Regions from separate parts of the Mus musculus genome. Here region 1 is linked to region 2. The links are chromatin loops, found by intact Hi-C in ENCODE. Cell type or tissue: heart. All regions are shown on one strand. Each heading gives the region's core, and the rest is flanking DNA. Links, peaks and the distances in the headings are about the cores only. Region 1 holds the start of Mbnl2 (muscleblind like splicing factor 2). Region 2 overlaps Mbnl2 (muscleblind like splicing factor 2).

Region 1 (8,120 bases), core at 2,143-4,642, 77 kb before region 2:
AGCCAAGAGCCTCAAAGCTTAATGTAGAGATATCAGTTCTGTCCTTCGGCATCCCCTAATTGAAGTCTCTAGTGCTCTGGAAACTTAGATGGAAAATATATGGGTTCCAGTAAGTAGCCACTGAAATGACAGCTCTCTAGAAAAGCTGTGTGCTGGGGCTTCAAGCATGGTCTGGTCTTCAGTGTGCAATCCAACTTGGCTATAGCCTCCCTCCGTCATGGAAATTGCCTGCAAATGTTTCGTAAGGTATCACTTTGCATGAAAAACACTGAATTGTCTCACAAACGAATGTGTACATCTATGTCAGTATGCTTCCTCAAACGCCCTAAGACTTTAGTTTGGGATCCAATTGGATTTCTTGGCCATCTTAGGAGTTTCGTGATTCCCGGAGTGTTTATGATGCAACTCCCAGCTACGGGCTGGGTGTCTCGAAGCGTATTTGTCTGAGCTACCCCTCTCTGTGCTCTGCCAATTATGTGCCACTTTGTCTCGGAGCTATGACTGCTTTCCTCGGAGAGGGAGATCCCTTTTCCATCAGTATGGACGCACTGTTTTCAGAGCCTGCCAGCGCTGTGTTGCTGTGTCAGTCATCCTATGAGGACCAGTTTCAGACGAGGAGGGCTGACGAGCTGGCCGGGGATTGGTGGGCTGAGCCTGGGCGGGGCCTGTGGGAAGGAAGGGCTGCAGCTCACAGCAACAGAGTTTAGACTGTCTTTGCTTCATCATCTGAAGGTAAAATTTTCCAGCCACGGCCGGCGGCTCGCAGAGTACAATAAACAGGGACGGAGAACTATTTGCATGGACCCCCCTTCCTCATGATGCGGTGGAGAAGCCACGGCCACTCGGTCCTGCCAGATGTTCTTGGGGTTACTGTACATGGGGAAGACGAGCAGAGCTAAACAAGGTAGGAGAAACAACCCCCCCTCCCCAATTTTTTTTTAATGTTTAAAGAGTTTGCTGCAGTATGCTGCATTCCATGTGTGTGCTTAGGGAAGCCAGGGAGACCGATTCCACTAATTCGAACGGAATACTCGCAGGAAACCCTGGAGTTTTACGTAACGTTTGGATTTGAGAACAAGAAACGGCAAAGCTGGAATCTACGCCGCCCGTTTAGGGTGAGGCATTAAAAAAAAAAAAAAAAAACCGAGGTTTTTATTTATTTATTTAAAGGACAGATTTGTTTATTATTATTATCTTTAATTATCTGAAAGATCCAGGCCAGGATTATCTTAAGATAATGGAGGTTTTTTACTGCCAGAGTGGGCTACAGAATAAAGTTTACGTGTTTCCTGTTCTTTGAAAACATACTTGAAATTAAGAATTTAAAAAAAAAATCTGCTTAAATAATCATCGGCTGAACGTTTGGGACGAAAATATGTCTGTTTCTTGGAAATTGGGGGCCACCCTGGTGCTACAGGGCAATGGCTTTAATTGAGTTTCAAAAGCACATTTTAAGCAGCACCAGGGCAGAAGAGGAAGCTTCCTGGCTAGTCTTAGACACTGTGGTTCAATGTTTACATTGCTTTTCCTGGCAGCCTCTGTCTTTGTTTCCAGCTTAAAAGTGGAACCATTATATTCAAAAGTAAGGCTGGGTTAATAATGCTTACTGCAATTATCTGATCTGTATGCATTTTTAATGAGAACACACAGCCAGCAGAATAATTTAATGAGAGCAGGCTAGCTTTTAAAGCTGGGCTCTCACTATGCCCAGCCAGATCAACTTTCTTGCCGAGAAGCAGCGGCTGGAAAGGGTGAAGCAGATTTATTTTTAACACACTTGGCCCAGGAGAAGGGAAGGCTTTCTCTGTGTTAAAGAATTCTTTCTGCCCTTTTCCGTTTTAAATTTCTGCCAGGCTGAGGAAACCGTGTTTTTTTTGTTAGGCCTTGGAAGCATGTGTTTACAATAAATGTGTAACATTTTTAGAATAGTTAGCAAGCACTGAAGCGAAGGGGGGAAAAAAAACTTGCCTAACTGCCACCTCCGTGAATGTTCTAATGTTCTTCAAAAAAGCCTTACTGTCTCTTTAAAAGACAAAGATTAAGTCGGAAAATGTCTATTAGGGCATTTTTATATTTAGGCAGCAACAAGGAACAAAAATTAAATGAGACATTTTATCATCTATGTAAGAGGAAGTTTCTTCCTCTCGTTTGCTCCGTTCTGAGGGAGAGCAGTGCTCATTTAAATAAGGGCAATGCCACGTACCACGGTTTTTACTTTCAAGGAGAAGTGCAGGACACTAGCCCAGAACTCCTGACGTCATCCCCCAACTATTTCTGCTGTGTGTTCTTCTATTCAGCTTGTGGAAAGGAATAGTTCTCTATGTCCAGGCCAGGAACATTCGAACTCCCAGTTGGCAGGACTTGAGTTATGTCTTCCCATTTAAACCCACAGCCCATCCATCCCCCCTCACAGGCCAAATAGGGCAACTTTGCCTACCTGCCTGTCTGCCCAGGTTTTCTGCAGGCTTCTGGCTTGGCTAGAGAAAAGCCATGGCCTGCCTCAGGGAGCCGGATTTCACTTTCTTTCTGGTCTAACTCGCTCTGTGTCGTGGCTCAGTAAGCCTTCCTGTGTGGCCTATCCCAGGGGGTCCCGTCCCAGGGGGTCCTATCCCAGGGGGCCCATTCCCAGCCCCCCTGGAAACTTTACCTAAGGCCCAGGTTATGCTACCAAGTTCAAGGTTGATTGGCTGGTGGGTGACAGCTGCTTTCATAGATACAGCACCGTGTCCTAAGGCAGATGGCTCAAAGGAAATAAAATACACTAGTCCCTGCTGTTAACCCTGTGACACAGGTGGCACTCCTCTTGCACACCCTTGATTGTACGGATCTGGAGAAAGGTTAGTGTTTATTGAGGTTCCTTTTAAAGAAAGAATTTGGGCTAGAGCACACTGCAGTTCCCTGGAGTCCCTACTACCAGCTGGCCCTCCTGCACCACTTACTTAGTGTGGCCTTGAGCAAGTGCCTACCTCAGTTTCTCTTCAGGGACCTAATACTTATTACACTTTCTCTCCTAGAATTCTAGGGACCTGTTTTGTACAAACAACAGTAACAAAAGTTGTTTGTCTCCTGGGACAATTCACTGTGTAAAGTACAAAGGGAAGGGGCCTCTGTGTGGAAACATTGTGGGCAATGTCTTGGGCTGTTTAGATATAAGGCTACAAAATACAAAACCTCCAGTCTCTCCGTTTCTTATAAATTTTCTAAAGATGCCTAAGCCACAAATGAAATTTCCAAGGAAGTCAAGGCATGGTTGTTAGCGTTTCCTCCATCCGTCTCACCTAATGTTCTAGAAGCTGCTGGGCAGGCCAACCTCTGCCAGCAGTGGGCTTCCTAGAGTTGTGCTGGCCTAAGTTTCAGTTCTGACTTCGCGTCTTGTAAGAAATCTATGAGTGTGGCGGAAAGGAGAGCTAAAACCCGGCGGAAGGGAGGAAAAGATGCTTGTGAAATATATTGGTCATGCGGCTCTACTGCTGAACAGCCTGCCTTCACTCTGCTCGTTGTTTTAATTTGCTGTTGCCATGGTGAAAACAAATCAATATCACATGGCTCCCAGCCAGTCCCAAGCTCTGGGAGCGCCATAGAGATCCAAGAGCAGGTACTCTGGATTTCAAGCAGGAATGGGGAGCGGGCGACTTGGATCCTGAGCGCTAGTAAATTCCTCCTGCAGAAGGAGTTGGGTCAGTCTGACACACATTTATCTCTTCCTTTCTTCTTGCATTCTCTTATCAGCAATGAAAAAAAAATGTGGGAAGAAAGGCAAGCTGACTCATTTACATTTTCCAAAATAACGAAACAGTAGCAGTGCAGAAGCTAGTCGGGGGCTTGCAGTGGTGAAGATTTTAGTTAATGAAGAGATGGGACTGAGGCGAGAGGGAGTTTTAGAAAACAGTTTGGGTGCCTTCAGCACCTCCACAGAGAGCTACCCCTGAGAGGCCCTTGGGAGGTTAGCAGCTACTGCTGGCCTGTCAGGCAAGCGATCTGGCAACGAGGAAGCAGGTGGGCAGTTTGGAGTGAGGTGTGTCAGAGACAAGGAAGCCAGTCAGGAGCCTGAGTCATAGCAGATCAGCAAGTCAGAAGTCCATCAGGTGAGCGCACGAGGACTCCAAGGTCACGACCCCACAGAGAACAGAACACTTCTTCCTCCTTGAAAAAGCTGCCGAGGCTCAGCCTGAAGGCCTGTGAGGCACGAAGGAAAGAGACTGCAGAAAACAATACTAATAGTAAAGAGCCAGGAGCCCAAGCTTCCTTTCTGGAAAGAACCACTCAACTAGAGAGAGGGATACTTGCCGCTTTGTGGACTTGGTATTTCCCTCCTTGGAGGATGAAGTGGGTTTTATCCGGGCCTTGGTGGATCAGTTTTGCTGCTGGTTTTGTGTGTGTGTGTGTGTGTGTGTGTGTGTGTGTGTGTGTGTGTGTGTTTTGTTGTTTGTTTGTTTTTTTTTTCTTTTTTGTCTGTCTCCATCATTTAGTTACTCCAGTTTTTGTTTTGTTTTGTTTTCCTTCTTGAAAATGTATACAAAGTATCCCTTGCAGCAAGAGTAACTTCTCAGTGAGGAGTCAGCTTTGCTCCAGGCCTGGGCCTCCACTGCAACGCTGAGCCAAAACAGGTCTGTTTAGTAAGGCCTCAGCTTTGTTTGCTGAGCCTGAGTTCCTGATGGTGGGCAGCTTTCAGCTGACCTTCTCTTACGCCCCCTCACTATGACAAAAAAAGTCTTGGACCCACAACGTGCTTTTAGTGTTTTGACAAAGCATTCATTGTTTAAGGTCTCTTGGGTCAGCAATCCAACATCAGTCAACAAGTGTTAGGGGCCCTTTGGGCAGGGTCTTGGGCTTGGCTAGGACTTCAGGCTACCTACTACCTACCTTTTGTGTGTCATTACATACACACCTGTCGTAAAAGCCTAAATTTCAAAGGCTTTAAGACATCCTTATTGGCTGATATTAAGCTAGCATTGTAACCATCAGATATTGATTTTAGTCTAGAGGTGATTCTGGTGTTTAGAGGACGAACGAAACACACTTAAAATAAAAAGATTTTTTTAGATGTTAGATATCTATCCTTTCTTTCTTTACTGTATTTCTTACTGCTGGGCTCCTGTTGTTTAATTAACATAGAGCAAGGTGAGCCGTGGCGTGTCAGAGTGCTTGAAACATGCAGATTAGATTAGTACTCAGAGTCTCAGCTACCATAGCTTCAGCCTGAAGTGGCAAGGCTGTGGCACATCATTTATAAAGCCTTAAATGCCAGCCAGTGAACAAAGAGAAATCTTAGACCTGCTCACACTTGTGAGCTTCAGCCTGCCCCCAACAGCCCATGATGCAATTATGAGGAAACCTGATGCTGCCTCTGGGGGATTACACTTCCCCACATTCTTTCATAAATGCAGGAGGGGCTTGTTTGGTTTTAGTTGATTTCCCCTCTAAACTTTAAGTTGTTTTGATGGTTGTGATTGGGGGATTTTGCTCCTGCTAGAACATTCCTTCTCTGGACAGACACAAACTGTGTGAGGCTAAAGGATGTAGTTAGGGGCAGACCTGAGAGAGGAGGCTGGAAACACAGACTTTTTAAAGCTTTTTTTTATTTTTAATCAGCCTCATGTCTGCAATGACAGAGGAGCTAGGCCACCATTAGGAACATTCATGGTGAGCTGGCTGTGGAAGAACTGTGGGGTGTATGTCACCTTTACGGAAACAGGAGAGAGTGGGAAATACCCTCCTGGAACACTGCAGGGCTCTTCTGAGCTGTCCAAAATGCACAAAAGCTAGGAGATAAGATGAGACCAATGCACAACTTGTCTCCAGAACAATAATGGACAGATGTGGGGCTCCTTGCACTTGACAAGGGCTTTTGCTGGTATCATCTCCATTAACAGCTTAAGTGGGGCGTTACAGGATGGGAGCCTCATTTAAGGCACTCTGGCTAAAACTCCAGAAGATGAGTTATTGATTTTAAAAGTTTGATTTGTTAGAAGACTGGGGGATAGATACCCCAGTTGGCAGAGCGGAAGCCTGATGTCCCTGACGCCTTGTGTCAATCTCTACCTCCTACCACATAAAACCAGGTGTAGTGGAGCACACCTGTAATGCTAGCACTCAAGAACTATAAGCAGGGCGATCAGAAGTTCAGAGCCATGCTTTGTAACAGTGAGTTCTAGACCAGCCTGGGCTGCCATCTGCCGTGTGTGTGTGTGTGTGTGTGTGTGCGTGCATGCGCGCGGCAAGCGCACGCGCATGTATTCTACCCACCCCCTTGGTTAATTGACTTGGATTTTGAAAGCACAAGATAAACTTGGAAATCTCCCAGGTGCCAGATGTGAGGACATAGAGTCATGTCACCACTTAAGTACTTTCTTTGACAGTATTCCATTTAGACCTAGTTGACTTTATGGTAAAGCCCTCAGAGAGGTAGGTTCTCAGCTTGGATTGCTTGGGTAACCTTCAGGATAAAGCCAAAGTTGACCCTATATCCCAACCGAGCCACATGGCTGTTAGGTGTTTCATGAACACCTCATAATGTCCTGCAGGCCAGAGAATAACCAAATGAACAAAGACAGCAACAACAATGGCCTTGTGCTCCCCTGAGAGCATCTCACCGAGCCTCTTAAACTGGTAGAAAGATGGATGTGGGGACTGGAAATGACTCTTTTAGGGGTATTCATTACAGGTAAGCTGCTTTACACATACCTTGTGCAATTGGAACTTTAGAAGGTCCTTAGAGCCCTACCCAATCAACAGCACTCTCAGTTTGCTGGTAGAGGAAAAGAATTCTCTGTAGACTTGGTAACAGCCATATATCAGTGAAAGCCAGCCTGGCTACTACGTAAACTCAGGCCTCCAAGACTCTCAAGTCCTACAGGTAGCCAGCATTGTAGGTTTTGAGCTGAATAAATAAGAAAGATGAAAATAACTTATAGAAAGTACTCAGTTTCAAGGTAGAAACATGAATCGTGTTAGACATTTCAGATGGTGTGTAGTCGCCGTTCTGTTAAACTCTGTGTATAATAGTCACAGTGGCATCTTAAATACATATGCTATTTTAAGTTTTCTGTCTATTGTTTCCCTGGTGGTCAGAATTCCAACTTCCTGTTTAACAAATCAAGTGGCAACAGGGTTTGAGTTAGGTTAACTAACATGCTACTAGTTTTAGCAACCTCAAAGTGGAGAAGTTACTTCCCAAGCCTATAGAATGTTATGCATAGGATACTTACTGAGCTAAATGAATCACACCATGGTCTAACTTGAAGCTTTCGTATAATGTATGCCATCCAGTTGAGCAAAGCTCAACCCTAGCAATTTGGGAAGGACAGTAATGTTTTTAATTAAGAGATTGAATTATCCTAAAAAAAAATCTATAAACTTCTGGCATCCTAAAGCTTCAATTAATCATACTAAAAGCATTGAGGAGGTTTATATGATATAGATGATTTAGTTCTTATGGCTTTAAAGTTCTGAGAATTTGGGGAAGAAAAGCTGTGTTGGGGCCACATGAAAACATTTTGTCTAAATCAGCCTTTCTACTGAGAAAAGTCTACACCCCAGGCCAAGGATAAAATTATTTATTAGTAAGTAGAGAGCACAACGTATATATTATTTAGTGTATCCCTTTGAACTCTCAATTGTCATGTGTATTTGATGATGTATAGATCATATTGGTGTTGCTATACAAGAATTTCATCTGTAAATGAAGAACTATTATGATGGTTATTTCTGGCTTACGAAATATTTTATAATAGGATCCTATGATCAAAAAGCATGGAGAGCCCAGGGGCTCAGGGAAGAGGGACAGTGAGGTTAAGGAACCACAAGAAGAGTTGACTACAGAATATGGAGCCAGTGTTAGGGGACAGTGAGGAATCCGGCTACACAGGGGCAGTTGGAATCAATCAGGTAGGGTAGAGCTGAAGAGCCGTGAGCGATGCCACTGGACAGAAAAAAATTTACAATAATCCAGGCATAATGTAGGGAAGAGGTAGAGGAGAATGGAGGAGAAAGGGACCCGAAGGTCATTGTGGTGGAAAAATAGGAGGTGCTTCAGGAGCTCAAAAGTGCCAGAAATACATTATGGTTTCTCTCACAAGAGATAATGCATCAGTATTATCAGATGGTGCTGTGACTGGAAA
Region 2 (8,120 bases), core at 2,210-4,709:
ATTTCCTCTCGCTGAAAGCAAGGAAATTCTCATTACGACCTTCGCAGGACTGTCAGAAAGATAACATTCTGTTTAACTTCCTGCCTCCATTTATCAGTAGCGTTGGCTACATTCTTCGGTTGAATTTAATACCAATAGTTATAGCGTATTTCTGCATGAATTACTACTATTCTCAAATTCTGTCTCTTTTCTTATGTGTAATTAAGAAATTGCTGTAATAGGAGAATTTCCTCCGTAACTAAGTGCTGCCTAATGCTTGGGAATGAGAATGGAATCTAAGATGTACGTAAATATGAGAGAAATCAGCCAATGAACTGGTCCCCAGGGCTCAGCCAATGTGGTATTGGTATAAATCTAGACTGACTGCTTGAAAGCCGAACTCATTACTTTAAGATCCGAGTTCTCCACTTTTGGTGTATTCTTCTGGTGGTGTTCACGTGAAAAGGGCAATGCACTTGACTCGGGAGATAAGAATTTCTAATGAGAGCTGAAAGGAGGGAAGGGAAAAAGGGGTTGGAAAAAACAAACAAAAAACAAAACCCAAAACAGAACATAATGAATGGAAGAAGTGCTGCTGTCCACGTGTGTGCATGCGCACACCTGTGGATGCACCCCCGTGTGGATGCACAACCACGTGTGTGGACAGATTGAAGTAATCTGGATAGAGACGGTTAGTCCTGATGGAGCAGCCTCTGTGACTAGCCTGCATCTCTCCCTTTTTCTACTCACATACAGGAAAGGTTGAAAAATGGACATTTTTCTCTACAGTATTAAAATTCATTTTTTCCCCATCCTCCAACCTCCCCGGCCAGAAGAATCTGGTTTAATAGGAAATTTCAGATGAGAGAAGCATTCAACCTTATTTCCTACTCCACCCCAGCTCTGAGTATTGCCTTTGATCTGATCTCCTGTATGGACTTGATTGTTACTGCACGCAGGCCTCCTTTCCTGAAACCTCCATTTTCCTTGAGCTCTCTGCATTATTTAACAGTACCGAGGGCTCTGGCTTTCTTTCTGTCAAGCCTGGCGCTCTCTTCTCCCGGTACACATTCCGAAGCCTTCCAGTGTCACCTGGAACAAACTTGACAGCAGTGTTGTCTTGCCGCCACTGTAACTGGAGTGGGGTATGCCGTGCCCGATTGCGGTGATTTGTAAGGCAGGATAAGAGGCTGGTTCTGGGCCGAAGTGTGAATGCAGGGACCAAGTGCCAATTTTACTCCCTGGGAGTCTTCACTTAACTTGCACCATTTAAGGGAGGGAAAGAGGAGTAACCATTTCTAGAGAAATCTAGACGATTCCAAACCTCAGCAAAGGAAAAGAAGAAATAAAAAGCATGTCTTTGGACACTGGTCCCTTGGTACTCAGTAATGCCTGATATTGGTTGCCAAGTAACTCTAAGTTCCTGTCTAGCTGGGAATGGATTTTCCACAGGACTCTTGGGAACTTATGAAGGTGCAACCTTGTCTACATCTCGAAGTTTCTGTGAGGTCTCCCTGCGCACCCTTTAGACCCTCAATTCTCATCAGTAGAGCATCATAAGATTTTTGTGCATGCTCCAATGAGCTCCCTACTTAAATTCATAACTTTCCTAAAAGACAGCAAGAAACATAGTCTTATAGATTGTGTTTCTCAGCATCCGATGCACGATATATCTTCCACAAAAACCTATTGATTTGGGGCTGGGAAGATGTCTTAATCAGTAAAGTGCTTGCCACAAAGCACAAGCTGAGTTCAGCCTCCAGCACCCACACTAAAATGGTCGGGTATGGTAGTGTGCATTATAATCCTAGTGTCCAGCACCCACACTGAAGTGGTCAGGTATAGCAGTGTGCACTGTAATCTTAGTGCAGGCCAGCTAATCTAGCCAAACTGGTAAACTCCAGGTTCAGTGAGAGACCCTGTCTCAAAAAAAAAAAAAAAAAAGGTAGAAGGAAATTAAGGAAGATACCCTGGTGTCAATCTCTGGCCTATACTCTGTCTCTCTCTGTCTCTGTCTCTGACTCTCTGACTCTCTGTGTCTCTGTGTCTCTGTCTCTCTCTTTGTCTCCCTCTGTCTCTGTCTGTCTCTTTGTCTCTATCTGTGTCTCTCTTTGTCTCTTTGTCTGCCTCGGTCTCTCTCTCTCTCTCTCTCTCTCTCTCTCACACACACACACACACACACACACACACACACACACACACACACAGATACACAGACTGACTGCCTTATTATGTGCCCTGCCTGGTTGTCAGAGCCTTCTGCCCTTTCTCTCATTTCTCTTGCTGGACACAAGTCCAAGGACCCTTGCAAAGACATTCTCTGCCTCTCAACATTTAACTTCAATTGATTTTTTTTTTCACTCTGTGTGCCAGAGACATAAATTGATTCCAGTTGTTTAAAAGAAATGTATATTTTTCTTCTACACATTTTAAGAGGGAAAATATTTAATGTATTTTCCCTAGACTAAACCAAAACCAGACTCCTTTCCCAGAAATGTATAAATGGAAAACACAGTGGATTTCAGAAAAGTTAAGTGAGCCCGCGCTCGTGTGGCTCCAGGTGAGAGAGAAACTCTTTAGTCAGCAATTGGAGAAGAAAGAATAAATTCAAGAGCTCTCCTGTATAACTCGTGATCTAAAAAAAAAAGAAAAACGGAACGATTTTGTGTAGAAGCAGTGTAGCAAATTATATTAGTCAGTGGATATAAATTGCTTTTTAAAACAAAAGAATATTCATGACATTTTTCTGTCTAGAGACAAAATAGTTCCCTTTATCGTGGAATCATAAAATCTTGGGTCTGGAAACTTGGAGAATTAGATTATTTCCCATCCAGTGCCAAGACAGTGAGTCCTGTAGGGTGAGGGAGGATCATAATTTCAACTTCCTATTCAAAATGCCCGCAGTTCTGCGCCAGAAGCAGTGCCCAGCCCCTTAGATAACAGGCCCTGCTGTGACTCTGAGGGTGAGAGCTGTGGGGGAGGGTAAAGGAGAGGTCTGTGCCCTTCGGAATTGGGCTTCACTGTGACAAAACCCACTCTGGAGCCACAGAGCCATTGTAATAATAGGGATTATTTCCTTGGGATTTCCTCCTCTCTCTCACTAACATGTCGTACAAAGCACCACACTGGTGCTTTTGTTGCCCGAGCATTGGCCCGCTGCCATAAAAAGCCTGCTGCCCAAGTTCACGGGGACCCTGCGAGTCGACCCAGCGCTTCAGAACGTGCTGTGGGGGCCTCTGTCTTCCCATGAACACAGTACAGTGACTTACACTGGCAGTTCAAGATCAATGCTCTGCTCAGAGTTGGTTCAGGAAGTCCTACCAGCTGTCATGTAAGGGTAATTAACACATTTCTCTCAATTATGCATGCTGGTGGAAGAATTTCAAACATTTGGCCGGATAACAAGCCCATCCCCTCTATTAAGAGAAAGGTCATCCCTCTGACCGGCTGGATATTTACTTTGCTTTAGAAATGAGCTTCATGGAATTTTCTTTGGGTGGCGGGGAACAATCAGGACAAAGGGAATTTTCTAGTAAAACTGATGCTGTCACACGTTATTGAACACTGCCCAAGCCCACACATTAGGATCTTAGACCTTATATTAACCCTTGTTGGGTTTTATTGTGTTGTTAGCCTGAAGGCCATCATGACTGAAATAACCACACACAACTCTGAAATGTTACTACTGACCTCTGTTTCAGGGTATCTCTTTCTTCCCCTTTTATGTGTTCCTGAAGGGAACAGGTTACCCCTGGGGGGGGGGGGGGTGTTAGTAAATCAGGACAAAGAAGGTCCCAACACCAACAGGTCCCAGGGTCTTGGACCATATCTTCTAGCAATTGGAAACACTGAAGTCATTTGAAGACAGTGGACATGACTCTCAGTAATACTGACCAGGAAAGTGGGACAAACGCTGGTGGGGAAGACGTTGCCTCAGTCTGGGACTGGGAACAAATGGGACATGGGCCAGAGGAGGGAGGCGGAGCTTAATGCAGGCAGCAAGCTGCTGGGGTACGCTAACCGCCCAGCCGCCCGGCCGCAGTGTTTGGAATTTGAGAGTTATGCAGCTGAGGCCTGCAGGGAAGGAGAATGTGGTGGAGGATTTTGATGGTGAAGTAAAACAAAAAGCTCTCACCTTAAAGTAAAAGAAACTTTATCTGGATCCAAACCTGAGAGAGCCTGGGCTAGGACCACAGAGCTAGGTTACCGAAGGTTCCAGGTTCATGGAGTTCGATAGTAATGGAACAAGGAGAGTTAGATGAAGGGCTTTGAAAACCACACTGGTGGGCACTTCAGAGAGGCGGTTGCAGCAGCACGGGAGAATCTCTCCTGTAGGCCTCAGGCGCCATCCGAAGACATTCTTAGCTTATGGATCAGTGGGAGCTGGTGGTAAACTAATCTCATAGATTACAAGGATTTTTTAAAAATCTCTGTCACAGGATGTTAGTTCTGACACATAGGTGGGCACAGAAATGTCTTCTCAGGGGGGATTAAACAGACCTAAGATAAAATATAATTAGATGCTAGACCTGTAACATCCCACCACCCCCAACACGCTTGCTCGCACGCTCGCACGCTCGCGCGCGCGCGCACACACACACACACACACACACACACACAAACACACACACACCCATTGCAGCTCTCCCCAGGCCCAGTCGCTCAGTCTTTGCAGACACAGCCCCTTTCCCAGAATTCTTGTTTACAACAGAGATGATGATCACACCTTAAAAATAGAGCTAGGAAAGACCCTGAATGCCAAAGAGTTGAATATGGACATTAATTTGTTTGCCACAAGGAAATTTTTAAATAGGGAAGTTAAAAAGTTGAAATGCTTTTGCGATCACTACAGGGTCAAGTGTCAACTCTCGCACCTCAAGGTTTGGTTTACTGGGAGACAGGGTTTTCATTTTCGGGTTTTCTTTCAACTCTTTATTAGCATACGCTAATTATATGTCATGGATGGTGGATTTCATTATGACGTCTTCACACGTGTATCTTTTCTGTATTTTAGTAGCATTTACCCATTCCCCATTTCCCTTGTCCCCCTGAGGAGTTTCAGAGTCTCTTTCTAGGTGGTCCCCTTCCACTTTGCTCTGTGTGTTGGGGGAGGGCGCCCAGTGAGGTCCATGCTCCTGGCAGGGACACAGAGCGGGTAGTAGGTGTTTATAGGAGCATGGGCTCCTTTGCAGTGTCCTGCAGGGCTGAAGTGAGCGGAGACAGTGTCTCTATAGAAACAATCAATAGAAAAGTGCAATAGGGTCCTAAGTCAGTATGTCTGCTGTCCTCACTAAAGGGGACATTTGGACAGAGACAAGTCTGATATGAAAGGACATAGAGGAAGACAGCCACTTACAAGCCAGGGAGAGAAGCCTAGAACAGACTTCTCCCTCAGAGCCCTCAAGGAACACACCCGCTCATTTCCTGGTCTTGGACTTCTTGTCCCCTAGAGATGTCAGTCTATCCATTTCCGTGGATCAAGCTACTCAGGGTGTGGTCCTTTGGGCAGCCCAGAGGCGTTAACAGAGTGCCAGTGTATAATGTACAGAAGTGGACAAGAACGGAGTCACGTGGGCCTTATGATGGTGGCAGTGAGGAATCCGAGGGGAGGAGATGGAAAGTGTAGAGAAATGCTTCCCGACATTTGTGACAACGCAATGTCAGGACAAGGAGAGACGCGGAGAGACTCCAGCTGTGTGTGCTAATGGTTCTGGATCGGACACGGGAAGGGCTGGGTTCTGGATCGGACACGGGAAGGGCTGGGTTCTGGATCGGACACGGGAAGGGCTGGGTTCTGGATCGGACACGGGAAGGGCTGGGTTCTGGATCGGACACGGGAAGGGCTGGGTTCTGGATCGGACACGGGAAGGGCTGGGTTCTGGATCGGACACGGGAAGGGCTGGGTTCTGGATCGGACACGGGAAGGGCTGGGTTCTGGATCGGACACGGGAAGGGCTGGGTTCTGGATCGGACACGGGAAGGGCTGGGTTCTGGATCGGACACGGGAAGGGCTGGGTTCTGGTCAGTTTGGTCTCAGACTCCAGATACTTCCGTCACCCCAGTTCTACTGTTGCGCCTCTCTAGTGTCTCCGTGGGTAAAGGACTGCATAGCCTTGAACTATCTCACACTTCAAGAACCAAGAACAGACAGTGTTAATTACACAGGGCCCTGCATTAGATAGAATCAATATGTACCCATGTTACCTCTGCATTTGAGTAAGAGTCAGCCCACCTGTTCCTGAAAGGGATTGAAGGGAACTTTTAAAGTTCAGCATCTTTTTTTTTTTTCTTCTTTGAACAACTAAGTAGAAAATTGACCCAAAGGACGAAAGAAACATATTACAGGTCACCTGAGATGAACTCATTATTGGATTTGAACTTTAGCTCTGAGTTTCCTGGCAGTTAAGGCAAAAAGAAAAACATGTGTGTATTGTCTGATAAAAATCAGTGTAATATGATTAGCTCTTGAGGAAAACACAGAGATAGGCTGAGCGCTCAGATGAGGTTACACTTTAGAATATACCAATTCAAAATGCATTAAGAGCCATGCAAAAATCCATACTCTAATCCAGTAATTCTACTTACACGGAAAGGAGGCGGGGTGGACCGTGTGTGTGTGAAAACGTTTGTTTCAGAATTGTTTGTGAAAGTGCAGAACTGAAGGAACCAGAACGGGGAAAACAGGCCTCAACTCCTCTGCGTTTGCTCAAGTACATGTAACGGAGACGTCGTAGTCAAGGCAGACACTGTAGCAACAGAGACAAACAAGGTTTATGGAGACCGGTGAAGAACTATCTGAAAAGCAAGACGTGGTGGCACACACCTTTAATCCCAGCACTTGGGAGGCAGAGGCAGGCAGATTTCTGAGTTCGAGGCCAGCCTGGTCTACAGAGTGAGTTCCAGGACAGCCAGGGCTACACAGAGAAAACCTGTCTCGAAAACAAGCAAGCAAACAAACAAACAAACAAAAAAAACCCCAAAAAACAAAAAAACAAAGAACCGTCAGAAGAGATCTGGGTTGCTCACTATAGTGCCAGCTGTGCAAGCTGGAGGATCTGGGTTCAAGTCCCACCACCCACACAACAAGCTGAGCATGCGGTCATATGACTGTAATCCAAACCTGAGGATACTTAGACGGGAGGACCCTTGGGGTTTGAGCTTACTGGACAGCTGGTCTTGGCCAATTGGTGAGTTTCAGGTTCAGAAAGAGTCTGTCTCAAAAGACATGGTGGAGAGTGAAGAGAAGCTCTCCTGGCTTCAGCCTCTGGCCTTTGCACTCTCATACACACATACACATGCGCGCGCACATGCACACAGATGCACACATGCATGCACGCACACACACACACATGCACACACACACACATGCACACACACACACATGCACACACACACACACACACATGCACATGCACACACACACACATGCACACACACACACATGCACACACACACACACGCACACACACGCACGCACATGCGCACACACACATGCACACATGGTAATTGTGACAGAACTGTCCTGTTCACGCTCAGCTTCTCTCCGCTTACCTTACTTCCCCATTTTTTGTAATGTTTATAGTTAAATGTAAGAAAATGAACCTGCGCACATATTTAAGCTTTCCATTTAAGGAATGCTTTACAGAATTATGTTTTTAATTGAAAACAAAGAGAAACATATTGGGAAGGCAAAACCAGGAAACTGAAATTATATTACCTGTAAAGTGCTGTTACTGAATTTCTTGAAATAGCTTTGAGTTTTGAGATGTCTTTCTACAACACAAAACCATGAGGATGGTTGGTTGACACGCTGGGGGCCCAGTGTTTGTTCTTGAGTTCACAGGAGTTGTTGAAGCAAGCATGGGGAGGGTCCAGTGGTCCTTGTCCTTAACTTGTTTCTGAGCCCCAACCCTGAATCAGGATCTTCAAAGGAACTTCGAAGTACCAGTAGTTCTCCTCGTGACTAAGCTACCCATTTGCCTCTTTCTGTGCAGCTCACCAACATGCTTCTCTGAAGCGAGGAAAGGGCCCTTCTATGCCTTCTACCCACTTGAAGGCAAACGGTTATGACCAATTATTCCCACATAGTGTTAGGCTGAAGCAATGTAACTTTTTGCACTTTCTAAAAAGTGCAAAAGAGG

Evidence for each region. Peaks named below come from ENCODE experiments on the same cell type or tissue, not always from the same donor. Only the 100,000 strongest peaks of a DNase experiment are listed, where the experiment ranks them.
Region 1: it touches region 2 in a loop (2.4-fold over the local background); 6 of 42 quality-filtered maps call a loop at or near these places.

What each region holds. Positions count from the first base shown.
Region 1 is chr14:120,275,002-120,283,121 of GRCm38, forward strand. Mbnl2 (muscleblind like splicing factor 2) reads left to right here and starts at 668. Exons shown (of 8, transcript NM_207515.2): 1 at 668-904. All of the region lies in intron 2 of Gm52122 (a long non-coding RNA gene), which reads right to left. In heart, for the core only: a CTCF peak has its summit at 3,318; DNase peaks (open chromatin) are centred at 2,410, 3,480 and 4,060; H3K4me3 peaks cover 2,500 bases; H3K27ac peaks cover 2,500 bases.
Region 2 is chr14:120,352,312-120,360,431 of GRCm38, forward strand. The region is part of intron 2 of Mbnl2 (muscleblind like splicing factor 2); the gene reads left to right. Among named protein-coding and RNA genes, the nearest start is that of Gm26679, 33 kb to the right of the region's middle. In heart, for the core only: a CTCF peak has its summit at 3,222; DNase peaks (open chromatin) are centred at 3,190 and 3,950; H3K4me3 peaks cover 833 bases; H3K27ac peaks cover 2,116 bases.